2 separate regions of the Homo sapiens genome follow, and region 1 is linked to region 2. Evidence: read pairs that join two places in POLR2A ChIA-PET (ENCODE). Cell type or tissue: Caco-2. All regions are shown on one strand. Links, peaks and the distances in the headings refer to the core of each region. The heading gives the core; the rest is flanking DNA.

Region 1 (7,797 bases), core at 948-5,947, 77 kb after region 2:
AGATCACATTAACCTTGCCTTCTAACCCTTCTGTTGGGGTCTGATTCCACCTATTGAATTGTTAATTTCTTAGAGCTTGTTTTTTGTTTTCCGTGTGTCCTCTTTTGTAGCATCCTGTTTGTGTTTCATGGGTGCAGTACTTTCTCTAATCATTTCAGTTATTTTGAAGTTGTATTCTGTCTCTGGTCTGACTTTCATTCTCCTAGTTCCCTTTCTGTTTGTTATGGTCTTGGGCTTTCTCGAATGAGTGGCGACCCTTCAGAAGGAGGCTGTGTGTGTATATGGGGTGCGTGTAGGAATATCGACTGGCAGGCTTTGCCTTAGAAGGACAGGCAGGCAGGGCACCAGTTTGTTTTGGGAGAGACCCTAGAATGTCCGCACGTACGAGCCCTCTCGTCTCCATTACATGGAGAATGACAGTTTTAGGAGGTCTTTCTCTTGGGCTTGTTGGTTTCCCCTGATAGGAATTCTCTCATCTCCAATCTAGGAAGACCTGTGGGCAGCAGAAGGGCTTGGGATGAGGGACTCAACTTTTAGGATGCAGACTTTCTTGGACTTTTCCTGCTGTTAGTCCTTCACCCCTACTTCCCCTGCCCCCTCAGCTGTGCCTGCTGCCCCTGACTCTAGGGGCCCTCCTAGGGCAACCCTCCGTGCTGGTCAGTATATAGGATTCTCTGGCCAGAGCCAAGCCCTGGGATCTGCCTGCCCTTGTACGGGTGCTGATCAGTTCTCCTGCTCTCAGCCCTGCCCCTGCTGTTGGAGTCCCCTCTGCCCCCAGGCCCTGAGCTTTCTGGTGTCTGCAGCAGTGCCAGCCTGCCTCCTCCTAGCTGTCCTCAGGAAGCTTCTTCCATGCCACCAGGCCACTTTCCATGTATCCAGCCACTTCCCACTCAAAGTTTACTTGATATCTTATATCTGCTCTTGTCTCCTCTCCAGCTTTTCATCCTTGAGAGTTTATACCTCCCCCCCACACACACTTTATGGTCATATTAATTAGGGTTTTAGCAGGCAATTGAACATTCTGGTGTGTTAAGTCACCTGTGTTTAACTGGAGGCCCCTCTGTGTGTCAGGAACTGGCCCGCAGCCTGTCGACACGTGTTGGTGTCCATCATGGGCATATCGTGCCTGCCTTGTACCCACCTGTTTCCATGCCACTGTTCCCTGTCCTTTCCCACACTGTCCCCTGTGTGGGTCATATTGTTGGTCTGGGCCTGTGTAGCTCTTTGTGCTTGGCAGGGTGTGTGTGTGTGCAGGGTGTGTGTGTGTGTGTGTGTGTGTGTGTGTGTGTGTGTGTGTGTGTGTGTGTGTCTCAGAGTCAATGCACATGCCTGCCAGGGGACCTGTGTGTGTTGGCATCCTGCATTAAATGTACCATCTATAATTTGCTCCAGTACCTTGGAGAAAATTTTATGAGGAAAAGATACTTTCATAAATAGTTGAAATTCCAGATTCTTCTGGTTGGAAACCCAAGGGTTAATGATGACTGTTGTTCCAGAAAGGTTGGAGGGAGAGGAGACAGTTTATCTCATTTCCCTCTGGTGAATAAGGCCATTTACTGATGGGGCCCAATCACCTACCTGGGACTAACAATAAGACCCTTGTTGTTGACTGGGCAGGTTCCACAGCTGATACTCCGGCTGCCTTGAGCAATACCATCAGGCAGATCTGGGGCTCAGCCCTGTCCTTACCCAGGGCCTCAGAGCACTAATATATTTTCCTTTTCCTCACTCCAGATGTCTTCCCAGTGACTCTCCTTGGGGCCTGGGGAAACCACAAGGGAGCTTGGATTCATTCACCCATTGCTGCCTTGCTGTGTGCCTCAGAGGGGCTCAGAGGTGGAAAATAAATATGAAAAAGCATCCTTGTCTTCTAGAATCTCGTCGGCTGCTGGGAAGACCAAGGGGCCAGCCATCGCAGGGAGCATAAGCACTGAGACAGGCACACGTGCCTGCCCGGCTATCGTAGCCAGGCTGGCAGCCTTGCAACTCCCTGGGGAAGAACAATCTAGGAACATTCTGGGGTGTGGAGCAGGAAGGGAGTGTCACATGCAAAAGGCAGGATCAGCCAAAGCAGAGGGGCTGAAGAAGCAGTGATTCCCCCACCTAATGTCAGAAGTAAAATCAGTTCATGGTGAAAATTTGGGGAAACAAAATCATGCAGCAAAATTGCCTATTAAACCCCACACGGAGGTAAAAATCGGTTCATATTGTGGTTATGTATCTATTCTCTTATGATGTGTATTTATGTGCTTATGTAAGACCTAAAAACAATAATTTTTAAATAAACCAGTTATTTTTAATAAGAATATTCTGGCCAGGCATGGTGGTTCATGCCTGTAATCCCAACACTGTGGTAGGCCAAGGTGGGCGGATCGCTTGAAGCCAGGGGTTCCAGGCTGCGGTGAGCTAGGATTGCACTACTGCACTCCAGCCTGAGTGACAGAGGGAGACCCTGTCTCTTAAAAAAACAAAACAAATTCTATCTCACAATTCCTTTCCTATCCTTCTATGCATGGTCTTTAATAGCTACACCCCATTCCATTGGGTGGCTGTATTTGATTCCTTTATTCTGTACTTTCGGACATCCAAGTTGTTTTCAGATTTTTACTTTTTTAATATGATGCTTCAGAGAACATTCCTGGAAGTAATGTTGCCAGTGCAGAGGTGCAAGCATGTTTGAGACAGCTGATAGTTACCTCTGTCCAGAACTGGCTCACTCCCAACAGCAGCAGGAGGCACCCAGGGTCTCTCACTTTCCTTTCAATTTTCCTTTCTCCACATCCTACCCCCAGATTTGTCTGACTTTTCCAGAGGCTATTGAGAGAAGCTTTTTGAGTGAGGCACCACACAGATGTTTAAGACTAAGTTTGTGGTCTTTGAGAACCGAGGTAGCCTGACCCATTGGAAGCCTGCAGATAATTGAAAAAATCTTATTTTAGATCCTGTGTCATTCTTCTGCTATCAAACCAGAGCCAGCAGCAAAGGAAGCTGGGGGTGATGGGCCTTCATCCACCTGCCATGTTGCCTCCCTGCGCTGCTTCTGCCAAGAGTGGGCTGCTGGGGGTGTCCTGCTGGGGCCAGGCACCAGGGTTCCAATGCCAAGTAGTGGCATTCACGCACCTTTTGATAAGCGAGGAAACCGCTGGCAGCAGGAAGAAAGGTAAAGCAGCTCCAGGGAGCTCAGCGCTCAGCCTCAACCTCTTTCCCCAGAACCTGCGCCTGCCCACTCCACCTCCAAGGCCCCTCACTCTCCACCACCCATTTGGCCTTTTGGAATTGGGACTGGAATTGTTTCCAGCTCCAGAAGGCCCCTGCCTGCCTAATTCCCATGTCTCTAAAAATATCTGCAAGCCTCTTCCCACCCAGGCCTGTCCCCACAGAGCCCACTTCTCTCCCCCGACCCTCGGCTAGGGGAGGAAATGAGATCTCCCTCTCTTGACAGGATTAGAACGGAATAAATACGAAAGGCTGAGTTTCCAGAGTTGAAAGGGTAGGGCTGCCTTTGTCGGGTCCGGAGGGCTGGCGTGGCATCGGTGCAGGCCCACACTCGGAGGAGGGAATCCAGGAGAAAGAAGGAAGGGGAAAAGAGCAAGAACCCCTTTCTCCCCTCTGCATATGGGATGGCCAAGAGAAGCCAGGCCCTGCTGTGGGTCCCCGGTGGGAAAGAAGCTGGCTCCCAGGGCTCCCAAGCCCCAGCCACGCCTGGTCAGCACAGGCAAAAGGAGTCTGTGGGAAGCCTCCAACCTCCAGGCTGCCTGAGGCCCCTGGAGCTTTCTCAGGCATTCCTAGATTGGGACAGAGCCTCAGACCCCTCCCTGCCCCACCCCCCAGCATTGGATGCCTGCCTAATAGAGGCTTTATTTATCTCCACATTTTCCCAGCTCTGTATAAAGAGACAAGCACGTGGGTGAGGCCTACAGATATTCCAAAAGCAGGGGGTAGTGGGGTGGGGGATGAAGAATACGCAAGGATCTGCTTCCACCATCCCCTAGAGGGGCTTTGGAGGGAGGAGGGTGGGCTAGGGCAAAGGGTCGATGTGCAAAAGGCTTCTTTTCTTTCATTTTCCCCTACTCAGAAACCCAAAAATAGCCATGTCAAAGGCACATACATTGCAAATAGCAGCCGAGAAGAGCCAGCTGAAAGCCATTTGCTTCTCCCTCCCTCCTCCCTGGACACACTCCCCGTCCTCTGCAGTCCCCTTCTTTCCAGGCTCTTGCTGGGCCAACCAGTCCTGCAGCCTTGTAGGGTCCAGCACCTCCCTATAGGGTTACTGAGTTGCATCTAAATTCACTTAATAGGCGGTCACAGCTTTTTGTGAAAACCCATGAGGAAATGTGAAAAGTCCTCCTTTGGTTCACTTTTCTTGCAACTTTGAATTTTCCTACTAAGAGTCCTTAAAGTGAAGCAAACCTGTAGCTAAAATGTAGACAAGAGCCAGGCACAGTGACTCAGGAGGCCAAAGTGGGAGAGTCAGTTGAGGCCAGGAGTTCAAGACCAGCCTGGGCAACATAGCAAGACCGCTGTCTCTACAAAAATTTTGAAAATTAGCTGGATGTGGTGGTGCATACCTATAGTCCTAGCTACTTGGGAGGCTGAGGCCAGAGGATCGCTTGAGCCTGGGAGTTGGAGGCTGCAGTGAGCCTTGATTGCACCACTGCAGTCTAGCCTGGGAGACAGACAGGGAGACCCCATCTCTTTTTTAAAAAAAATGTAGACAATAAAAAATATATAAAGATTGGATTTGATCTCAAGTCAAGAGGAGTGGTCATATGCAAGAGAGTAGATGCCATGAAAATGGTCTGCTGTCCCAAGTGTTTTTCCCAATTATAAAACTAACATATGTCTTGTACAAATTTTGTAAAAATTATACATTTTGTGAAAATAGGTAAGCACAAAGATCAAAAGATGTTTTCCAGGAAGAATCAGATGGGACATCTCCACCTGATGTCACTCGTGGCAGGCAAGGGGACACTTATCCTTGTGTGGTGGTCTCCTCCTGGGATGGCGCTGGGTGGGGAGGCCCACCTTTTGGAGGTCCTTTGGTGGCTCTGACCAGGCTCCACCCTGCACTATAGCTGTCCTGGACGGCGGGTTGAATAGAAGGGTACAGATTTAGAATTGACTTGGAAACACGTTAATTTGGAAGCCTACCTTCCCCATTCCAAAGAGATTCTGACTTGAGATCCAAGGTTTCCAGAGCGCCTCAATGCCCTTCCTGAATCACCAAGTTCAGTCTGGCTTGGAGAGCATGGCACGGCTGACCCAGTGAGTCCAGGGTACAGAGGCCAGACTCACAGCTCATTTCAAGCTGGGCTTTTTCCCCCTTGTCGAACCAGTCAAAACAAACGAAATTGGATTAGTCTGTCTTCAAGCACTTTGTCAGAAAATACATGAATTGGTGTGTGTGTGTGTGTATTTCAGTTCTGCCATCTGTTGGCTCAGGGGTCCCCAGTGCCCAGGCAGGTCCATGGCTTATTAGGAACTGGGCTGCACAGCAGGAGGTGAGTGGCAGGCGAGCTAGCATTACTGCCTGAGCTCCACCTCTTTCAGCATTAGATTTTCATAGGAGCGTGAAGCCAGTTCTGAACTGCACATGCAAGGGGTCTAGGTTGTGTGCTCCTTATGAGAGTCTAATGCCTGATGATCTGTTACTGTCTCCCATCACCCTCAGATGGCACCATCTAGTTGCAGGAAAACAAGCTCAGGGCTCCCACTGATTGATTCTACATTATGGTGAGTATGTAATAATAATAGAAATAAAGTGCACAGTAAATGTAATGCGCTTAAATAATCCTGAAACCATCCATCCATTCCCTGTGGCCCTGGAAAAACTGCCTTCCACAAAAGTGGTCCTTGGTACCAAAAAGTTTGGGGACCACTGCATTAGCTAACCTTGAACAGTTTTGCAATCTCACTAAACCTAAATTTCCTCATCTGTAGAATGGGGAGAATAAGAACAGTTTTTTAGGATGACTGTGGATTTAAACCAGAACTCAGTGGAGCGCTATATCCTGTCTTCTCTGCCACCCTTCTGCTTCACTCAGGGAATTTATCTTAAGAGTTGGGGAGAAGGCAGGGGAACCTTCTGCCATGTCCTGCTATGCTTGTGTGGCCCTCTGAGCAAGGGAGAGCCTTGCTTCACCCTCAATAAAGTATCTTCCTGGTCTCAGGCCCAGTGACACCTGCCAACTGGTTAAGAAGCAGAGTTTAACATTTCAGTAATGTTATATCCGGATATTAAGAAAGAAAAGGCCGGGCCTGGTGGCCCACACCTGTAATCCCAGCACTTTGGGATGCCAAGGCAGGTGGATCACCTGAGGTCAGGAGTTCGAGACCAGCCTGGCCAACAGGATGAAACCCCATCTCTACTAAAAAATACAAAAATTAGCCAGACATGGTGGCAGGCGCCTGTAATCCCAGCCACTCAGGCTGAGGCTGAGGCAGGAGAATCGCTTGAACTCGGGAGGCAGAGGTTGCAGTGAGCTGAGATTGCACCACTGCACTCCAGCCTGGGCAACAAGAGTGAAACTCCATCTCAAAAAAAATTTTTTTTAAACAACAACAACAAAAAAAATATATATATAGTTACTTCAAAGAAAAACCTTCAGCAACATTAAACAGTAGTGTAGACAGCAGTGAGGACTTCAGTTGTGTATATATTTTCCTGCCTGGGGAATTGTTTCCTGAGGGTAGAGTTCTAGAAATAGAATGGAAAAGGCCCGTAGGGTAGGTACTGCTATGGCTCCTGTGGCAGGTTTGCAGACTGCTCAGGCAGCTGCAGTTCAAGTGCCCTTTCCAGGCCATGGGCTGCCTTCAAGCCATGCCCAGAAAGCCTGCCTGCCTTGGCTCTACATCCTGATGTCCAGGAGGTCAGGCTTGGCCTAAAAGAGGGCTGGCTTACCCTTGGCTCAAATGTCACCCGCAGGGAGCTGGGGGCTGAGGAAGAGGAAACGTCCAGGTGGGTGTAGTCCTCTGGCTTCTAGGCTTTCCTTTCCTATCTTCATTTTTTTTTTTAATTTTTTTTATTTTTTAAAAATAGAGACAGGATCTCCCTATGTTGCCCAGGCTGGTCCCAAACTCCTGGACTCAAGCAATCCTCCTGCCTCGGCCTCCCAAAACGCTGGAATTACAGGCATGAGCCACCGCACCCAGCCTCCCTTCCTGTCTTTATGGGCCACTCCTGTCTGCGTTACCCATAGTCAAGGCCAGGCCTTGGGCCAGGAAGGGGGCTATACCATCAGCTCCCCAAGTGTACAAGGCCCTTGCCTCTCCTTTGGCCTACATGAGCACCTGCCTTGTACTCTATGTTGTGCCAGGCATTGTGGGAGATGCCAAGAAAGCCAATCCCTCTGCTGCCCCTTCAGTGCTGAGACACCTGGGCCTCCAAAGGGCTGGTGCAGTGCGGAGCTGTCAGGCTTTCTTCTCTGCCAGGTCATTGTGATGGGGCAGGTGATCGTCAGGGCACGTGTGGAGTGTGCGAGCAGGTCCACCCATGACTAGTGGAGCAGCCTTGGCTAAGCCACTTTCTCACCTGTGCAGTGGTGACAGCCCCCTCCTCAGGGTCATTAAGGAGGTAGTGAGATGGCCATGTCTCATGTCCCATGCGCTTGGTATACACACCCCCAAGAGAGGCCAGGCCTGGGCTGACACAGGTACCCCTCACTCTGTGGCCCAGGTGGCATCTGCTGGCAGCACACCCACCCTCCCTGTCTTCTGCAGTTCCAGCCCAGCTAGTGGACACCTGTCCACAGAGGACTCTGAAGGAAACATCTGAAAGGTTAGGGCCCTGCTGGGCAA
Region 2 (7,797 bases), core at 1,786-6,785:
TGTGTTGGGGGACACATGTGGGTCCAGGAGACCCTTTCTGAATCACTGTTGAGGGTTCGTTCTTTCTCTTGGCAAGCACTCCTCAATGGCTGGATTCCCCAGCTTACAGGCAGGGCTGTGCCATAGTGAGCACCAACTCCACATGCAAAGGCAACCATAGCTGCCCTGTAGGCCAAGGACAGAGGAGCCTGTTTGGGGAAGTGGGGAGGTGGCTTGGAGAAGATGGCCTGGAAAGACTAGCTTGGGTTGGGGCATGGCAAGTGCAAAGGCCCTGAGGCAGGTGAGAATGAGCATTTTGAGCATGGAGGCCACAGGGAGAGGGTCCCACGGGCAGGGGTGTCGATCAGAGAGACCATCCTCCAACCAAGACCATGTAACCAAGACCTGGCAGAAATGGAAACAATGGGCAAAGAGCCTTCTAGGCAGGGGAAGTGGCCCAGGGAAGGCCGTGCAGTTGGAAGGAGCCGAAGCGCTGCAATAAAGTGTGGCTCCAGACTGGCTGGGACAGAGAGAGTGAGCCAAAGCAGTCAGGCAGGATGGCTTGGACACAGGTGGGATCCTGCTCGTTGGTCTGACAGGCTTTTATTCTGAGTGTACCTGGGAACACTGTGGTGGCCATGGTGTTTCTAGCAGGCAGGCCGTGGCACTGGGTGAGAGATGTGACTATGTGGGAGTGAGCACTCCTTCCATGGCCATGAAAAGGGCCTTAGAGATTGTGGCAGAAGCTTTCCCAGTACCCACACCCCAGGCCCGGCCACAAGGATATGGGCCGTGCTTCTGGCTGCCTGGGGCTTTCTCTGCGACACATTGCACCCCACGGGGAACCGCAGAACCAGCTCCATCACCATCAACCCAGAACTGCTGGCAGCCAATGCCCGTGAGAGTTGGGTTCAACACCCCAGCTGGCTGGCCGGGCTGGGGAGCCTCTGAGGTATGTTCTGCTCCCCCAGGGAGGGAGCTCCATGTGCCCACAGCGCTCCCTGTCACCCCCTCCACCCCGCCAGGAAGGGATCCTCCCCCAGGGATGGAGGTTCAGGTGCCCAGAGTGCTCCCTGGCACAGCCTGCCTCGGCTCTTTCTCTTGCCTGCCTCACTTCCTGCCTCATTTCCTGACTCAGCAACTGGTGTTTTCTGGACCCCTCCACATACGCTCAGATCCTCCTCTCAGGTCGGGGGAGCCCACCATAGCCAGGGCTCTTCCCAGAGACATACATGTATCCCCACTCTCAGGCCCTAGCCACTCGATGTCACCTGATGTTCCTGAACTATGACTCCCACAAAAGGTTGGGATCCATCCTTCCTGCTCACCGCTGAACCCCCAACTCCAGGCAGAGCCCCTGTGCATCGCAGACTCCTGGTAGGTGTTGTTGGAGGATGGTGAGGTGGGCCCTGAAGGCCAGGGAGGCTGAGGAAGAGTCCCCAGGCCAGGGAGAGAGAGGCTCAGCCAGACCTCCTGGGCCAGGAGCCCTCAGACCTCCCGCAGGTGAGGGACACGCTGTTCTGAACAGAGGCTGAGTGAGTTCTGTCCACAGCAATCCTGTCGAACCTGTCTGGCCGGGTACAGAGCTTCAGGGCCCATATCCACGCTCAGGGGCAGGTGTCCTCAGGCGAGGACCATCAGGCAGCTTTCCCCCTCCAGGGCCCCTCCCTAGACAGGGCTCACACCAGACTTGCCCAGGGCCACAGCCCAGGACAGAGTGTTTGGCCTGTCTAAGGCCCAATATAGATTCCAGAATTCATTCATGGTTGCTGAACATTCCAGTTCAGCTGGGGACATGGGACGGGCAGGAGGGGTCTGCTGCCTAATCTGATGGATCTTCCATCCTGGTGGGGCAGGGGGCAGATGAGAACCAAGTGGGCACACAGGGAGATGGGAACTCAAGGCAGGGGGATGGTGGCAGCTCCATGGGCAGCTCTGAGGGCCAAGGACAGAGGAGGTTGTTTTGGGGGAGTGGGGAAGGTGGCTTGGAGGGGGCGGACTACAAAGACTAGCTTGGGTTGGGGCATGGTGAGTGCAAAGGTCCCGAGGCAGGAAAGAATGAGGATTTTGAGGTCCTGAACAGAGGCTGGCAGTGGGGAGAAAGGACATGGCAGCGGGGGTGGGGAGCAGGCCTCAGGGCCAGGAAGCCATGGGGGCAACCAAGTGTGGTTCTGGGGGCATGGAGGAGCCAAGAGGAGAGGGTGAGGTGGAAGGTGGCCAGACTCGATTTGTGTTTTTAGCAGACTCTGCAGTCAGGACTTGGGATCTGGACCACAGGAAGGGAGAGCGACAGCTGGGATGTGACCATTTTCACTGCAGGGCACCTGGGAAGGGGAGAGGGCGTGAAGTGGCCCAGACGTGGCTTTCCATTGGTGACCTCGTGCCCCACTCTCCACTGCCCCTTTTCACTTAACACTTCAGGAAACAGGTTCAGAGAAGGGAAGGGAATGGCCCAAGGTCCCTTGGCCCAGAATTGTACCTAGACAGGTGCACCTGGTCCCAGACTGCTCTCTTCTCACCACCCCACACTGCCCCCAATCTGTCAGGTAAGAAACTTTGGGTGGGAAGGGAGAAGGAAATTGAACCAGGGAGGTGATTACTGCCTCTCACACACAACTGGGCAGCAGGCGAAAGGCCAGGCGGCCCAGCCCCCTATCCAGGGTCCCCAGAGCTTGTTATTGGTATGTTGTGCTCACCTCCCTGTCCAGGAGTGAGAATTGGCTGTGTCTGACTCCTTGGGAAGGCTGTGTCCCCAGCCTGGGCCCTGTGGGTACTTAGTCATCTCGCACCCCAGAGTCACTCTGACCCCCGATGTGAACTGACCACTGAGCTTCAACAAATTAAGGGCCAAGTGCAGGAACAAAGTTGGATCCCACCCTCTTCTGCTTCCTCAAGCCACGGCCCGGAGTGATGAGCCACCTCCGCTCTGACCTCACCTCCTCCCAGCTCCCTGACTCCTTCGGCGGGGGGCCTGGCCAGCTTGTTCGGCCACTCTGGGCTCCAGGCTCTTCAACTGGAAAGAGATGCTTGTGGAGTTCCTCATGGCAAGTCTGGGCAAGCCAGCCTGACGGCCAGCCTGCGACTCCTTGTCCAGAACTCTGTCAACTCCACCAGTGCCTGTCACGGAAACCGCATGGCCACCAGCTTCAGGTGACAGGCCTCTTGCCTGGGTGATGAGCTTCCCAGGCCCATGCTATGGTGTGCGCTTTTTCACAGGAAGAGGATCGAGAGCAAGGGTCCCATTCTGGTGGTCCTCAGCCCGCATCTGGCCCACAGATGTTTAATTGGGCTGACATAATATATAGTTTTACCTTTTTTTTTTTTTTTTTTTTGAGACGGAGTCTCACTCTGTTGCCCAGGCTGGAGTGCAGTGGCGCCATCTCAGCTCACTACAAGCTCCGCCTCCCAGGTTCACGCCATTCTCCTGCCTCAGCCTCCCGAGTAGCTGGGACTACAGGCACCCGCCACCACACCCGGCTAATTTTTTTGTATTGTTAGTAGAGACAGGGTCTCACCATGTTAACCAGGATGGTCTCGATCTGCTGACCTCGTAATACGCCTGCCTTGGCCTCCCAAAGTGCTGGGATTACAGGCGTGAGCCACCGTGCCCGGTCTAGTTTTACATTTTTAATGCATTGCCAACATTTGAACATGAGTAGCTTTCACACAGAAAGATGGCTCTTTGGCTCCTCTGAAACACTGGACGACCGGGTGCCCTGCAGGGCCACAGTGAGCCAGAGGTGGGGGACATGGGCTCCAGACAAATCCCATGCCGAGCAGACCATGCCAGCCATCAACACCGCAGGCCTGGCCCTTGGGCATTGGAGTAATGGGTCTAGAATTTCCTTCACATTGTCAAAGGAGCCTGTGACCCAGAAATGGTAAGTAAGGTCCGATTCTCACCAACAAAGCAGGCATGACCTCAGACAAGTCCCTACCCTGCTCTGGGCCTCAGTTTCTCCTTTAGTGAGGAGGTGGGTGAGGGTCCTGTCCTCCTCCGGGAACTGGCGATTTGGGAAGGCAGAGACATTCCCAGAATCCGCCGGAGTCCTGAAAACACCCACGCCCTTTGTCCCAGCAATCCTGAGAAAGGCCACACTGATAAAGCTGTGGGTGGCCAGATGACAGCATTCTTGGGCCTCAGACGAAGTGGGAGGGGCCCACCCGCTTAGCTCCTCATAGCCCAGGGGAGCGGGGACAGTGCCTGCTGGGGCCGTGGGCAGCCCGGTGCCAGCCCCTACTGGCATTTCGATGATGCCACAAGTGCCGTGCCACAGCAGGGAGCCGCACAGTCATATTTTGCAAGGTTTTGAGGAAAGAATGCCAGTGTGGTAGGAGGGGAGACCAGTCCCCTCCCTCCCACCCCTCTGGGCTCCATCTGAAGCTGGTTCCTGAGAAGCACGATTGTGCCTTTTCACTGAAGGAGGGGCCCCCAGCTGTACTATGGACTTACTGACTTGTTTCCCAGCTCAGCCTGCCCCGGAGCAGAGCTAGGCAGGACCTTGGTGAAGAGGGTGCAGGGCTGGCCTGGCCTGGTCATGACACTGGGATAAGGAAGCCTGCTCTCCTCCCACCACTTCCAGCTCACAGGGGAATCTGAAACAGCCTCTCCTTTAGGGCTAGGGTTGCCTTTCAGCCACAGCGCCTATAAACCCATCACGGCACAGTGTTTGCCAGATAAGGCATCATCTTGGGTGAAAAATGTAGATTTTTCATCCTACGCAAGTAGGATGAAATCCAAATGGACTTATGGAGACACAGACACCTTTGTTTCAACACCTGGCCACAAGGCCCCCCAAAAGCTTCTATAAACAAAAGGGCTGACAGACCTAGCTCATCCGGTAGGCCCAGATCTTCCTTGCCCGGGGTGCCATGCAGGCAACCCACCCCGGGCTAGGGCAGTGGAGGCTTGATGACCAGGTGAGCTTGGGAGTCCCTGGGCAGAGGCAGGTCTCAGTCCCAGGGCCTTGGGTCTGCTGCTGGGTGTGATGAGTTAATAAGGAGGGCATGGTGTGCAGAATGAGCTCGGGTCCTGGCCATGGGACATCTGGCCAGCACTGTGCCCCTTGGAGCCCATCTTTCCATGGGATCATTAGAGTCCTTCTCTTGCAGCTGTTGGGAGAATGAAACACAAGGAAAGCCCAGGACCAGTACCAGGCACAGGGTCAGTGGCGACAGGTGAGACCACTCCATGTCCCCAGACACATCTGTCCTCTGAGCCTTTCACCTTGGGCTTGCCACTGGACTATCTCTCAAGTAGAAGGGGCTATGGGCGCCCCTCCCTGGTGGTCAGCAGTGGGGTGACCACCTCCTAAGGCAGTGAGTTCCCCATCAATGCGCGTGGCGGTTACTGAAGTGGGGCTGGGGCTGGAGCTGAGCCTGCTGGCTGGGAGAGGGGAAGGCTGCAGTGGCTGGGGAGCCAGGTCCAACCCAGCAGCCTGGTGGCCCCTTCCCACTCTCAGGGAATATCCCACACCTTCCCTGAGCACTGCCTCTGGGCCAGGCCCTGCTGGGAAGGGAGCTGAGAATACCACAGACTGGTCCCCACCCTTGTGGGGCTCATAGGCTGAGGCTGCTAAGTAACATCCCTGTCCCTGTGACACTCGGAACAGGAAGTCAAGAAAGAAGGTTCAGGAATCCTTTGCTGTTTTCCTAATACCAGACCCATCTTTTTCTTTAGCATGTCAACAACTCCCCTCCCTTCTGCGCCTGGAGATTCCTCTTTCTCCTTCAATACATATTTTGAAATGATATTTATTAACATAAAAATTATAAAACCTTTCAAACATCCAGAAAAATATAAGGAAAAATACCAAATATCCATGTTCTCACCACTTGGATTTAACACATGTGAACATTTGCCATGCTTCAGATCCTCCTTTTAAAACAAAATTGTATGACACAGCAATTGATGAACGGATCATCAGTACAATGGACTGTTATTCAGTCGCAGACAGGAATGATGTGTGGACTTGCCATGGTGTGCATGAGCCTCGAAGACATGATGCTGAGTGAAGGAATCAGACACAAAATGCTGCAGATTGTCTGATCCCATGTATTGAAATGTCCAGCTCAGGCAAATCCGTGGAGACAGAAAGCAGGCGAGTGTCTACCAGGGGCTGCGGGGAGGGGATGGGGAGTGACCACTTAGTGGGTACAGGGCTTCCTTTTGGGGTGAAGAAAATCTTTTAAACTTAGGTCATGGTGATGGATGCACAACTATTTTACTAGAATAAAAAATCACTGAATTGTACAATTTAAATGAATGAATTTTCTGGCATGGGGATTGTATCTCTCTCTCTCTCTTTTTTTTTTTTTTTTTAAGATGGAGTCTCTCTCTGTCACCCAGGCTGGAGTGCGATGTTACAATCTAGGCCCACTGCAACCTCTGTCTCCTGGGTTCAAGCGATTCTCTCACCTCTGCCCCCTGAGTAGCTGGGACTATAGGCACCCACTACCACACCCGAGTTAATTTTGTATTTTTAGTAGAGACAGGGTTTCACCATGTTGGCCAGGCTGATCTCAAACTCCTGACTTCAAGTGATCCACCTGCCTTGACCTCCCAAAGTGCTGGGATTACAGGCATGAGCCACCACGCCTGGCGAGTGGACTGTATCGCAATAAAAATGTGCATTAGTCTACTAGGGCTGCTGTGGCAAAATACCATGGACTGGGTGGCTAAAACAAGCAATTTTCTCAGAGTTCTGGGGGCTGTAAGTCCCAGATCAAGGTGTCTGTGGACAGGGCCTTCTGAGGGCTGTGCAGGAAGGCTCTGTTCTGGGACTGTCTCCTTGGCACGGTAGCGCTGTCTTCCCCCCATGTCTCTTCTCCTTGTCTTCCCTCTATGCACATCTCTGGGTCCAAATTCCCCCCCACCTTTTTTTTTTTTTCTTTGAGATGGAGTCTTGCTCTGTTGCCCAGGGTGGAGTGCAGTGGCACAATCTTGGCTTCACTGCAACCTCCGCCTCCCGGGTTCAAGTGATTCTCCTGCCTCAGCCTCCCGAGTAGCTGGGACTACAGGCACCCGCCACCACGCCCAGGTAATTTTTGTATTTTTAGTAGAGACGGGGTTTCACCATATTGGCCAGACTGATCTGGAACTCCTGACCTTGTGATCTGCTCGCCTTGGCCTCCCAAAGTGCTGGGATTACAGGCGTGAGCCACCATGCCCGGACCCAAATTTCCCCTTTTTATGAGGGCACGGGTCATGCTGGATAAGGGCTCACACTACTGACGTCAGTTTAACTTGATGACCTCTGTAAAGAGCCCATCTCCACATAGAGAGAGATAATTATTGCTCCTGTTGCTGTGGCTACTGATGCCATTTGGGGGATTCGTGGCAAGAAGGATGAACTGAGAGCGTCCGCGACATTGGGATCCAGGCTGGCAGCATCTTCCTGGCCGTCCGAGAGGGCTCTTTTCCCCGCCTGGGTGCCTGATCCTACCTACCCTATGCCCTGTGGCCCCCAGTGCTAAATTCCCGAAAAGCCTGGTAGGCCCTTGGTGCCACGAAGCCCCCGAGATCCCAAGTACAAAGCACAGGCAGAAACTGTAGGGGCAGGGGGAGCCACGGCAGGCCTCGGAGAGCTCGGGGAAGGCCACACAGCTCTGGGCTTCCGCCTGCTGTCCAGAGGCTATTAGTAAGGACAGAGCCTGGTGCCAGAGGTCAGGGCAGGTGGGAAGCAGGAGACCCTGAGGCACCCCATTCCTCGAGCAGGGCTCCAGCCAGGCTTGTTGGGAAGTACTTGACTCCATCCCCCATGCCCCACATGGGTAGGCCCCTCTCCCTTGGGTCAGGGCCAACCACATGGTCCTGCT

The links. Peaks named below come from ENCODE experiments on the same cell type or tissue, not always from the same donor. Only the 100,000 strongest peaks of a DNase experiment are listed, where the experiment ranks them.
Region 1: POLR2A ChIA-PET joins it to region 2 with 5 read pairs; 8 of 35 experiments call an interaction of 5 or more read pairs at or near these places.

Annotation. Positions count from the first base shown.
Region 1 is chr17:17,095,034-17,102,830 of GRCh38, forward strand. The region is part of intron 3 of MPRIP (myosin phosphatase Rho interacting protein); the gene reads left to right. Among named protein-coding and RNA genes, the nearest start is that of MPRIP, 56 kb to the left of the region's middle. RefSeq lists an enhancer at 655-1,241. In Caco-2, for the core only: no CTCF peak of the experiment used is centred there; a DNase peak (open chromatin) is centred at 1,598.
Region 2 is chr17:17,017,261-17,025,057 of GRCh38, forward strand. No RefSeq gene overlaps it. Among named protein-coding and RNA genes, the nearest start is that of MPRIP, 21 kb to the right of the region's middle. RefSeq lists an enhancer at 2,512-3,459. In Caco-2, for the core only: no CTCF peak of the experiment used is centred there; DNase peaks (open chromatin) are centred at 3,061, 4,101 and 4,461.